2 separate regions of the Mus musculus genome follow, and region 2 is linked to region 1. Evidence: chromatin loops called from intact Hi-C (ENCODE). Cell type or tissue: heart. All regions are shown on one strand. Each heading gives the region's core, and the rest is flanking DNA. Links, peaks and the distances in the headings are about the cores only.

What was found. Hi-C counts contacts between places; a loop is a spot of excess contacts. Peaks named below come from ENCODE experiments on the same cell type or tissue, not always from the same donor. Only the 100,000 strongest peaks of a DNase experiment are listed, where the experiment ranks them.
Region 2: a loop joins it to region 1, with 2.1 times the contacts of the local background. A loop is called at or near these places in 1 of 42 quality-filtered maps.

Annotation. Positions count from the first base shown.
Region 1 is chr3:152,707,355-152,712,733 of GRCm38, forward strand. Gm32085 (a long non-coding RNA gene) reads left to right here. Exons shown (of 6, transcript XR_867773.2): 5 at 496-943; 6 at 2,081-2,554. Among named protein-coding and RNA genes, the nearest start is that of Pigk, 4.1 kb to the right of the region's middle. In heart, for the core only: a CTCF peak has its summit at 2,777; no DNase peak of the experiment used is centred there.
Region 2 is chr3:152,343,510-152,348,888 of GRCm38, forward strand. Usp33 (ubiquitin specific peptidase 33) reads left to right here and starts at 2,969. Exons shown (of 24, transcript NM_133247.3): 1 at 2,969-3,130. In heart, for the core only: a CTCF peak has its summit at 2,908; a DNase peak (open chromatin) is centred at 2,952; H3K4me3 peaks cover 1,705 bases; H3K27ac peaks cover 1,566 bases.

The sequences.
Region 1 (5,379 bases), core at 232-5,231:
GAGAGAAAACCAGAAAATTGTGCATAGAGTAATGTCTCTAACATTAGAAATGAACTTTGTTAGTGTGTTCTTTTCTGTTTGCACACAGGGAATGTAGGCCTTCTATTCTCATTCACCCAGGCTATTCATTAGTCATCCCTTCTGGGCAAAGAATGTTTGAGAACCAGGAACACAGGGAGAGATAGATAGACTCGCTGCCCTCATGGAACTTCTGTGTTTAGCAGAGAAGGCAGCTGTTACTCAGACAATTGCACAAGTTATTAATTAATTATGCAATGGCAGAATGAGTAAAGGATGCAATGAGGTGACATGACCACGAGCTAGGGCAGGCTAACCCAGCTCAGAGCTGGAGGACGGACACAACTGCAGGGCAAGGGCAGGAAGTAGAACCTCTACAGAGCGAATATGTCATTTTCATCAGAAAATGGCATTTTGAACTTTTAAAAGAGAAATAGCTGACATCTCGCTCTCTCCCTTTGTTCCTGAAACCCACAGCTGCACAACGCCAGACGTTTCTACTCGCCTCTTGATTCGGGAAGATCCAGTTTGATGATGAGACATTTTCTCTTGAATTGTAGTACAGCAACTGAAGGAGATGGAGAGAGTTAAGATAATAAATTCAGACAGAAAAGCTGTAAAGTAAAATGATGGTTAAATAGCCTCCTTGCCTGGGGCGTACATTAGGGAACAAATTTGTGACCTTTGATAATCCATCCACCAAAAAGCTTATGAAATAGTCTTGCCAGTGACCTTCAGGAGAGTGACCTTCAGGAGAATAAGAGCATCTACACAGGCCGAGGTTCTGTTTTTATAGGTTCAAAATTAAGGACCACAAGAAGAACAAAGGACGAGAACTGTTTTGAAATCTGCACAAATGGATCAGTAATGGAATTTTCCTCAAATTTCATGTACAAAGCAGCTGTTGCCGGAAGGATGCTACAGAGTAAGGGCTCTAAGTGCCTTCCCTTGCACTCCCCTGGTATCATTCTCAGGAGATCAGTCTTTGATCTCTTTGAAACACATTCATCACTGAGTTATCCAACACATGCTTGCATGCGGCATTTTTGTGGGCATTGAGAATTCAAGGTGAAGAAGATGTTTGATGCCCTTGGCGTCGAGGCCTTCAGTCTTACTATCATAGGCATTATAACAGAAATACCTGTAGGATGTGACAGGTGTGAGAGTGTGCAACCTCACTGGGACTGCACCTTCGGTGAGGATAGAAGAGAAACCACCTCCATATTAAATGTGCAGCAATGGTTTGTTTTTTTAAATTTACATTTGTTAATATTATTATTGTTGACGATGATGGTGGTGGTGGTGATAGAACTGGCATGAGTGTGTGTGTGTGTGTGTGTGTGTGTATGTGTGTTCTGGTGCACACCTGACATGATGTGCACGCGCAAGTTTGATGACAGCTTTCATGACTCAGTTCTCTCCTTTCACTGTGAGTTCTATGGAGTGGCATCATCAGGTTTGCTTGACAAACACTTTTACCCACCAAGTCACCTCTTTAGTCACATTTATGATTCTTACAGTTACTGGCTATCATCTCTAGGAAAACAAAAACAAAACAAAAACAGAAGATAGCTAGGCCTATTAACACCCATTAACCATGCCATGAAAAAAAAATCACCAAGTAGCCAGGGTGCGATGGCCCGGTGGTCTGAAGCAAATGTCCTGGCTTATAGCTCTGCGGTTAAAAGTCTGAATTCGATAGGGTGGCTGCCCTACTTCTGGAGGCTTTGGGAGAATCCACGTCCTTCTTCCAGGACTCTCTCCCAACCCTTGGCTCTTGGCCTTCACTCTGGCCACTGCTTCTGTCTTTGCATCTCTTCCGTAGCCCATTGCCTCATCTTTAAGGATGCCCTATGATCTGAATTCTCTCAATAATTCAGTAGAATTCCCCTTTCTCAAAATGCTAAGTTTAATCACATCTTAAAATCTTTCATGTGAAGCAACATGTTCTCGGGTTTACAGGATCCGTCCATATCTGCATGGAGCCATTGTCCTGCTTGCTATGACGTCCTTACGGTAAATTTCTACAAAGAATACTCATTCCTCTGTCTCTTCTCCCCAGGATCCTCCTATGGCTGGATAGTCACTTTGCACTGCTGTTATAAAAACACTATTACCAAGGCGACTTATAGAAAGAAGATGGCTTAAGTTTCCCGGGGAAAGTCTGTAACATCAGAAAGGCATGGCTGTAGTCATCTAGAACCACACACAAACTCAGAGAGAAACTACATGTCGGGCAAGGTCATAAGCTGTCAAAGCTCTCCCCACCAAGGGACGTGCTTCCTCCAGCAATGCTGAACCTCCCCAGACACCACCACCAACTGGAGATCAAGTGTTCAAATATCTGAGCTTTGCGGGGACATTTCTCATTTGAAACCCCCTCCCCAGAAGAGTCATTCAGGATGCCTTACAGTTTACAGGACATGCTGTAATCAAAGTAACTATTAAATGTTCCCAAGATTTCTGAGACTTGCAAAGGACATTTAATAAATAAAAAAATGTACAGTGAAATAAAAAAACAATTAAGAAAAACACATTGCATTTGTAGGGATCTCTCAGTTCAAGAAGAACTGAATCTCCCGTCAGTCAGCTTCGTGTGAAGATAACTAGAGGCTTCTGGGTTGACATGAGAGGATTTTAACAACCTTCCGATTGCTAAAGAGTTTGACATGACTTTATGTCCAGGTCATGATGGCATTTTAATAGCAGCACAAGGTTTTCAAACAGGAGACACTGAAGGGCAGTTGCTCTCCTTTGGCACTAGAGGCCAGTCTGCAGCTAATTAGCAGGTCATAGGTGGAAGTGGACTGTGGCAGAACAACAAAACATTGTTGTTATCAGTTCACTGAACAGATGGAAGAAAGGCATTTCAAGTCAAGCCAAATGGAGCTGAAGGTGACACAGTATCAAAATTAGACTGAAACTGGTGCAGATGCACTGGAACCCAGGTCTGCTTTAATTATCCTTTTCTGTTCGCATCTTATTCTATTCATACAATTTCCCTTTAGTAAATTTAACCCTGCTCAAAGAAATATGTTAGCTGTTAGATATGACATGATTTAGCCAAATACTTTGGACTTTGGTTGTCATAGCAAATAAATTTTCCTGTGGCAATTAAACTATAGGGTGCAAAGCACATTGGAGGAATCTCAGAGATTGTGATTGGCCCAGATTAAACTCATCTTTTCCACACACATTATTTTCTAACATTTATGTGGTAGTCACAAAAGTATTTTTAATAGATGTATGTGCATTTGTCTTCCAAGTTGCTTCAGGTAAACATTTACCCCAGACTTTACCCACTCTACTTCATGTGGTCTCTGTGCTTGAAAGAATGGTAGTATGATGTATTCATTGGGATAGAGTAGATATCCAAAAGGTCTTTTGAATAGCTGGTCTTCTCTTGATCCAAGCTTAGTCCCCGGAACCTACATAAAAAAGCCAAGTGTGGTGGCATGCTTGCAGTCTCAATGTGTGGGTTACAGGCTGCTGGGGCTCACCAGTCAGCCTCCCTAAATCATTGAGCTTCAAGCCAATGAGAGACCCTGTCTCACAAAACAAGGAGGCTCCTGAGGAATGACACCGAGGTTGTCCTCTGGTCTCCATACACAAATGCATACATGTGCACATGTACTTCTTGCACACACACACATACAATTGCATACATACAAATGAATGTACTCAGGTGTGCTTTTCTAGAAGTGATCTGTCTCTTCTTCCAAGATATAAGTCATCACTATGTTCTTTTGGTTGCTACTTACTTCAAAGCCCCTCTTGCTTTTTGTCATTTTTCCTAAACTCTTTTTTTTTCTTTTTTTTTTTTTTATCAGATATTTTCTTTATTTACATTTCAAATGTTATCCCGAAAGTTCCCTATACCCTCCCCTGCCCTGCTCCCCTACCCACCTACTCCCACTTCTTGGCCCTGGCATTCCCCTGTACTGGGGCATATAAAGTTTGTAATACCAAGGGGCCTCTCTTCCCAATGATGGCTGACTAGTCCATCTTCTGTTACATATGCAGCTAGAGACAGAGCTGGGGGCGGGGGGTACTGGTTAGTTCATATTGTTGTTTCACCTATAGGGTTGCAGACCCCTTCAGCTCCTTGGGTGCTCTCTCTAGCTTCTCCATTGGGGCACCTGTGTTCCATCCTATAGATGACTGTGAGCATCCACTTCTGTATTTGCCAGGCACTGGCATAGCCTCATATGAGACAGCTATATCAGGGTCCCTTCAGCAAAATCTTTCTGGCATATGCAATAGTGTCTGGGTTTGGTGGCTGATTATGGGATGGATCCCCGGGTGGGGTAGTCTCTGGATGGTCCATCCTTTTGTCTTAGCTCCAAACTTTGTCTCTGTAACTCCCTTCATGGGTATTTTGTTCCCTGTTCTAAGGAGGAATGAAGTATCCATACGTTTTTCCTAAACTCTTAACACTGCTCTAAGCCACGGTTGACTGTCGTAGCAGTTTTCCAAATGCTCTCTATTCAGCACATTCTCCTGAATGGGACTGGTATGATCACCCCACTCTGAAGCTTTTCAGGCCCGTAGGATACACATCAAAACTCATCCCTGAACCCTCAAAGCCCCAAGGACAGGGGACATCTACTTACCAAGATAGCCTCCTTCATAACAGCCTGTATTGTGTTCTCTGAACTGCAAGTCCAATGTAACCCTCACCATTCCTCTGTTAATCTAAACTTCTTTCTGCTCTGGAGTGTGCACACAGGTTGCTGTGTTTGTCCTGACAGCTTTTCTGTTTGTCCTCAGCTTCACTGTGACTTTCTCTTCTCCTTGGAGGCTGTTCGCCACTGGCCCTCGTGGAAAAAGGGAGCAGAAGTGGGGGACCAGGGTTCAGAAAGCTAAGAATACCAATGCATTGACTTCTGGGATCAACTTCAGTGAGACAGTTCAACTTTATACGGGGCTGTATAGATCTTGGGGAGTGTGTGGGGACTTACAAGGTGGGTAAATGTTATTGGTGGGGGGGTAAGCCTGGGAATGCTTCATTTACATGAATTTCAAGAAGAACCTGCTGAGCAGGTTTCTCCTCAGAGATTTTGGAGGGTTACTGTGGATCCATCTCATATACAGTCACCAAACCCAGACACTACTGTGGATGCCAAGAAGTGCTTGTTGACAGGAGCCTGATATAACTGTCTCCTGAGAGGCACTGCCAGAGCCTGACAAATACAGAGGTGGGTGTTTGCAGCCAACCATTGGACTCATCATGGGGACCCCAATGGAGGAGTTAGAGAAAGGACTGAAGGAGCTGAAGGGGTTTGCAACCTGTAGGAAGAACAACAATATCAACCAACCAGACCCCCCAAAGCTCCCAGGGACTAAACCACCAATCAAAGA
Region 2 (5,379 bases), core at 257-5,256, 360 kb before region 1:
TGCATGTAAGTGATAGTATCTTTGGAGGTCTGGGTATCAAAGGTGGTCAGCTCGCCTAGTCTAGTGATAAAGGGGTTTATAGGCTGCTCAACGTGGGAATTAAACTTGAACTTTCTACAAGAGTAATGTGCTTACACACACACACACACACACACACACACACACACACACACACTGTGTACATATGCAATATTAATAAATAGAGTTAGTACTTTTTCTTGTTTCCTGTCACTATTGTGTAATCAGCCTTACCACAATCCGACCACCTTACCTTTCTCTCTCTTTCTTTCTTTCTTTCTTTCTTTCTTTCTTTCTTTCTTTCTTTCTTTCTTTCTCTCTCTCTCTCTCTCTCTCTCTCTCTTTCTTTCTTTCTTTCTTTCTTTCTTTTTTTTCAAGACAGGGTTTCTCTGTGTAGCCCTGGCTGTCCTGGAACTCACTCTGTAGACCAGGCTGGCCTTGAACTCAGAAATCTACCCGCCTCTGCCTCTCAAGTGCTGGGATTAAAGGTGTGCGCCACCACTGCCCGGCCCTGCCTCAGAAACTTACTCACAGTCAACCCCCTGCCTCACACACTCACTCAGCGTCATCATGCTGCCTCACACAGTCACTTAGCGTCATCCCCCTGCCTTACACATTCATTCGTGGTCATCCCCCTGCCTCTGAAACTCAATCACAGTCATTCCCCTGCCTCAGAAACTCCCTCACAGTCATCCCCCTGCCTCAGAAACTTTTTTTTTTTTTTTTTGGTTTTTTAAGACAGGGTTTCTCTGTGTAGCCCTGGCTGTCCTGGAACTCACTCTGTAGACCAGGCTGGCCTTGAACTCAGAAATCTACCCGCCTCTGCCTCCCAAGTGCTGGGATTAAAGGTGTGCGCCACCACTGCCCGGCCACCTTAGCTTTCTTGCGTGATAGATTATGCCCTCTTATTTCATGGGCCAAAAATAAAATGGAAAAAAAATTTCTCTTAAATTGCTCCTGGTGATTCATGCCTTTAATCTCACAAGTCAGGAGGGAGAGCTCAAGGCTAGCCTGGGCTACATAACAAGACCCTGACTTAAAAACAAAACACAGTAGTTACAAAGCACTGGCTGCTCTTCTAAAGGAATTGTGTTCGATTCTTTGACCCCATAGGTGACTCACAACCATCAATAACTCTAGTCTTGGGACCCAAGACCTTCTTCTGGCTTCCTAGGGCACCGGTTATTAAGATTATACACAGACATATATGTAGACAAAGCACCCATACAAATCAATCAATCAGTCAATCAATCAATCCTCCAAAAATAAACCCCACCTTTACAGTAAAAGTGCACACTGAGGACCTCTGTCTTCTGGGCAGCTCGTGGCGGCTGCCATCTTGAAATCAGAAAGCAGTAGTTAGCAGCATGAACCCTCACATCCTGTGCCCGTTAGCATTTCCCCATGGACACAATGGCGGGCACCCAGGCTTATGCAGCACCTCCTATCTCTGAGGGTATAAATGTAGTTAACAATGCTGGAGGCATGGGAGAGACTCATTGTTGGTATAGCTACCCTTAAGTGGTCTATGCTTGAATGACCCCCAATTAAAACACTTATTTGGCCTGATGTTGTTATATCTGGGTAAATAAAAATGAATTTCCTGGGGAAAACCATTCAATAAAAATTGAAAGCCGGGTGTGGTGGCACACGCCTTTAATCCCAGCACTCGGGAGGCAGAGGCAGGTGGATTTCTAAGTTCGAGGGCAGCCTGGTCTACAAAGTGAGTTCCAGATCAACCAGGGCTATACAGTGAAACCCTGTCTCGAAAAAAAAAAATGACAATATTACTGATTTGGATATCAGTGAAAGCAAACGAGCAATATCTGGAGTAGGCCGAGGGTAGAGTGGTGGTAACCATGGGGCCTCCCACACAGCTTCATTCCCTTGCGCCAAGCCCCAGACAGCAAGGAGTATCATGGTTAACATCCTCTGATTCCACTAGCAGAATAATTAGAAGCCCTCAGATTAGTCGCCTGCTTCTGATGGAGACTGGCATTTTGCACAATATTTAGATACATGCTCCCAACCAACTTTGGGGTTAATCATATAGACATGTCTTACTCTGTAATCCAGGCTAGCCTCAAACTCACAATCCTGCCACAGCCTCCCAAGTGCTGGCTTTACCGGGGTACACCACCATGCCCAGCTGACAAACTTTTTCAGCTTTGCAGTTTGAATTCACATATTATAAAATCAAACAGTGAGGGGCTAAAAAGATGACTCCTGGTTAGGACCACTGGCTGCTCTTCCAGAGGACACTGGTTCAATCCCCAGCACCCAGAAGGCAGTTTAGTTCACAGTTGTTTGTAACTCCAGATACAATGGATCCGACATCTTCACTGAGATATGCATGCAGGCAAAACACCAATGCATATAATAGAAATAATTGGAAAAATATTAAAAAGTGAATGTAACAGTCACATAAGTGGAAGGTTTTTTTTTTTTTTCCTATTGCTCTAAGTACCAAGAAGATCTCAAGGTTTCAGTAACTATTTCATTTGATCTTGATTTAACCTAGTGGAAAATGGTAGAGATTAATTTCTTCTTTGTATATATGGCAAAGAGAAATGCATTTGCTTCCAGAAAATGTAGGTCTTAAAGGAGTTATTAGAAAAGCAAGGTTTAGGACTAGCCTCACACTGCAGCCCAGACTGGCTTCGAAGTTACCGCAATCCTCCTGCCCCAGCCTTGAGCTAGCCACTTCATATTGCAAACTTCAGACCTTTCTGAGGCTTTCCGTACTGCGGAGTTTATAATGCACCGCGACGAGACCTTGGGAAGCTGTCTTGTGACTGCAGAGGGTGGGAGAATAGGAATAAAAGCAGAAATGCGGCCGAAGTGGTGTACACGTCAGCTCAGGTTGCCTGTCTAGCACAGGCCTAGCGGAGAACCGAGGCCAGGCCCGAGGCCCCGCCCCGGGGCGTGTCTCCCCAAGGTCCCGCCCCCAGACGCCCGCAGCGGCCGCGGAGACACCGGAAGGAGCGGCGGCTGCCGAGGGAAGCGTCGGGCAGCGGTCGGGTTCTGCGGGCCGCGCTGCGGAACCGTTTTGCGGCCCTGCGGATCCGAGCGCTCAGGCTCCGAGGAGGAGTGCGCTGGGCGGCGGGCTGAGGTGAGCGCGGCGGACGGGCGGGCGGGCGTGCGGCGGCGGCGGGCCGGAGGGAGGGCGGGCGCGGCCGGGCTGAGGCTCGCCCCGGCGCGCGGCCCGGGCGGCTCGGTGGTCAGGGATCCGGGTCGGGGGGCGCGACCTGTGCGCGCCGCCCCGTTATTCATTGCTACGAACGGGAAAACCGAGGTGTCACCGTCCCAGTGGCGTGTCTTCGGCCGACGCAGCGTTTGGGTCGAGTCCAGTCGTAGCGTCTGTCGGTCGCAGCTTTTGTTCGGGTCACATTTCCACGGTGTGAGTGCTTTCCCAAGCGCTCAAGCATTTTTCAAATACAAAATGCTCCTCGTCGGAAAATTCGTCATGTTGACCTGTTAGGCAATGTGATTGATTTGATTGCCTTAGGGGCTTTGCACACAACTGAAGATTAGGGTTTACATTCTGTCGGAATCAGTATTAGGCCTGCGAAATGGAGCCAGGGGCTGACATCCTGGCTGGAGCAGAGTCTAACTAAACTGAAGACGCGTTTTACCAAAGGTCTCGAGACTTAGTGCTTAATGTAGAATTCTAGAATGTTCTCTCTCTCTCTCTCTCTCTTTTTTCTTCTTTAAATTTTTTCGAGACAGTCCAATGTCTGGCCTCCCAAGTCCTGATCCTCCTGCCTCCATCTCCCAAGTTGCTGGGATTCCAAATGTATTGCCACCATGTCATGCCAGATATTTTTTTGTTTGATCTGACAATTTTTTTCTTTACGAAAAACCTGTTACCAAAGATAATGAGAGTCAGGGTAGACTGCTCAAGCCTAGAGATGCCTTTGGCAGAAGATAACATTTGGAAGGTGGAGGAAGGTAGAGAAGGACTTCCAGGCTAGCCTAGGCTACAGGAGCCCCCATTTCAAAGCAAGCAAGCAAGCAAGCAAGCAAACCAAAGAGGCAGGGGAGGGGAGGGAGAGGGAGAGAATGAGACCATTTCTCCGAGTGTCTTCTGTGGTTGAGGGTGCAGTTGTATCTTATGGAAAGGTCAGAGCAAATCCGATGATTGCAGCAGGCTATTTGATCTTATGAATGCTGGCAGTGAGTTTGTACTGTTAATATAAGTATGGAAGAATGAAAATTTTATAACTTGTTTCAGTAACTTATACTATGCCGATAGTTTTGTTATTTCATTTACTTTGGCAAGATGAGAAAAACTACACAAATATACATGGGGGCTATATTTATGATTGCATGCTATTTTTTTTTTTTTTTTTTGGTTTTTCGAGACAGGGTTTCTCTGTGTAGCCCTGGCTGTCCTGGCACTCACTTTGTAGACCAGGCTGGCCTTGAACCCAGAAATCCGCCTGCCTCTGCCTCCCGAGTGCTGGGATTAAAGGCGTGTGCCACCACGCCCGGCTTGCATGCTATTTTTTGATCTGCATTGCCAGTTTTCAGTTACTTTCCTTTTTAGTTCATGTAGTATATGAATAAGCAAATCTCTCCACATAGTTGCAGCAAGTAGGTGATTTGCTGTTTTCAGGATCCTTTCACTTACAAAATCTTACTTGATTCTGTTCCTGTCCTCTGACGAATGCCAAATAGCCTTTTCCCAAGTCAGAGTTTCAAGCTTGTGTAAGGATCAGCCTTTCCTTCTGAAACAATATTGCCAAACCAGCCTGTACTAGAAATTAGAATTCAGGTGGATTAAGGCTGAGCCAGGTCGTGGTGATATGCACCCCTTTAATCCTAGCACTTGGGAGGCAGAGGCGGTCTTAACCTCTGTACATTCCAGGCCAGCCTGGTCTACAGCGAGAGTTGACAGCCATGGCTACACACACAAACCCTGTCTCAATCAGTCAATCAAGCAACCAAGTGGAATAAAGATTATAAAATTATGAGAGACTTAAATGCAGCGTTTTAAAAGCTTGAGTTTTTTTTTTTTTTTTTTTTTTCTTTTTCTTTTTTTGAGACATGCTGGCCTTGAAATTGCTTGCGGCTCAGGATGACCTTGAATCCCTCTGGACTTGCACCATCTCCTGTGCTGGGACTGTAGTGCTTACCAACCTGCTGGTGCAAGAGTCTGTGCTGCAAGAAAATGACGTAAAATGCTCAATGATGTCTAAGAGGGGAAATGTGGATTATTTGAAAAAATAAAGAGATGAGGGGATAGTATTGCCCAGATGGGCCTGGAACCTCACTTTTTCCTATTCTAGCCTCCTCGGTGGCTGGGCCCACAGTACCACATCTGCTCCAGATCTGTTCCCTCAGTATAGGTGCAGTTCT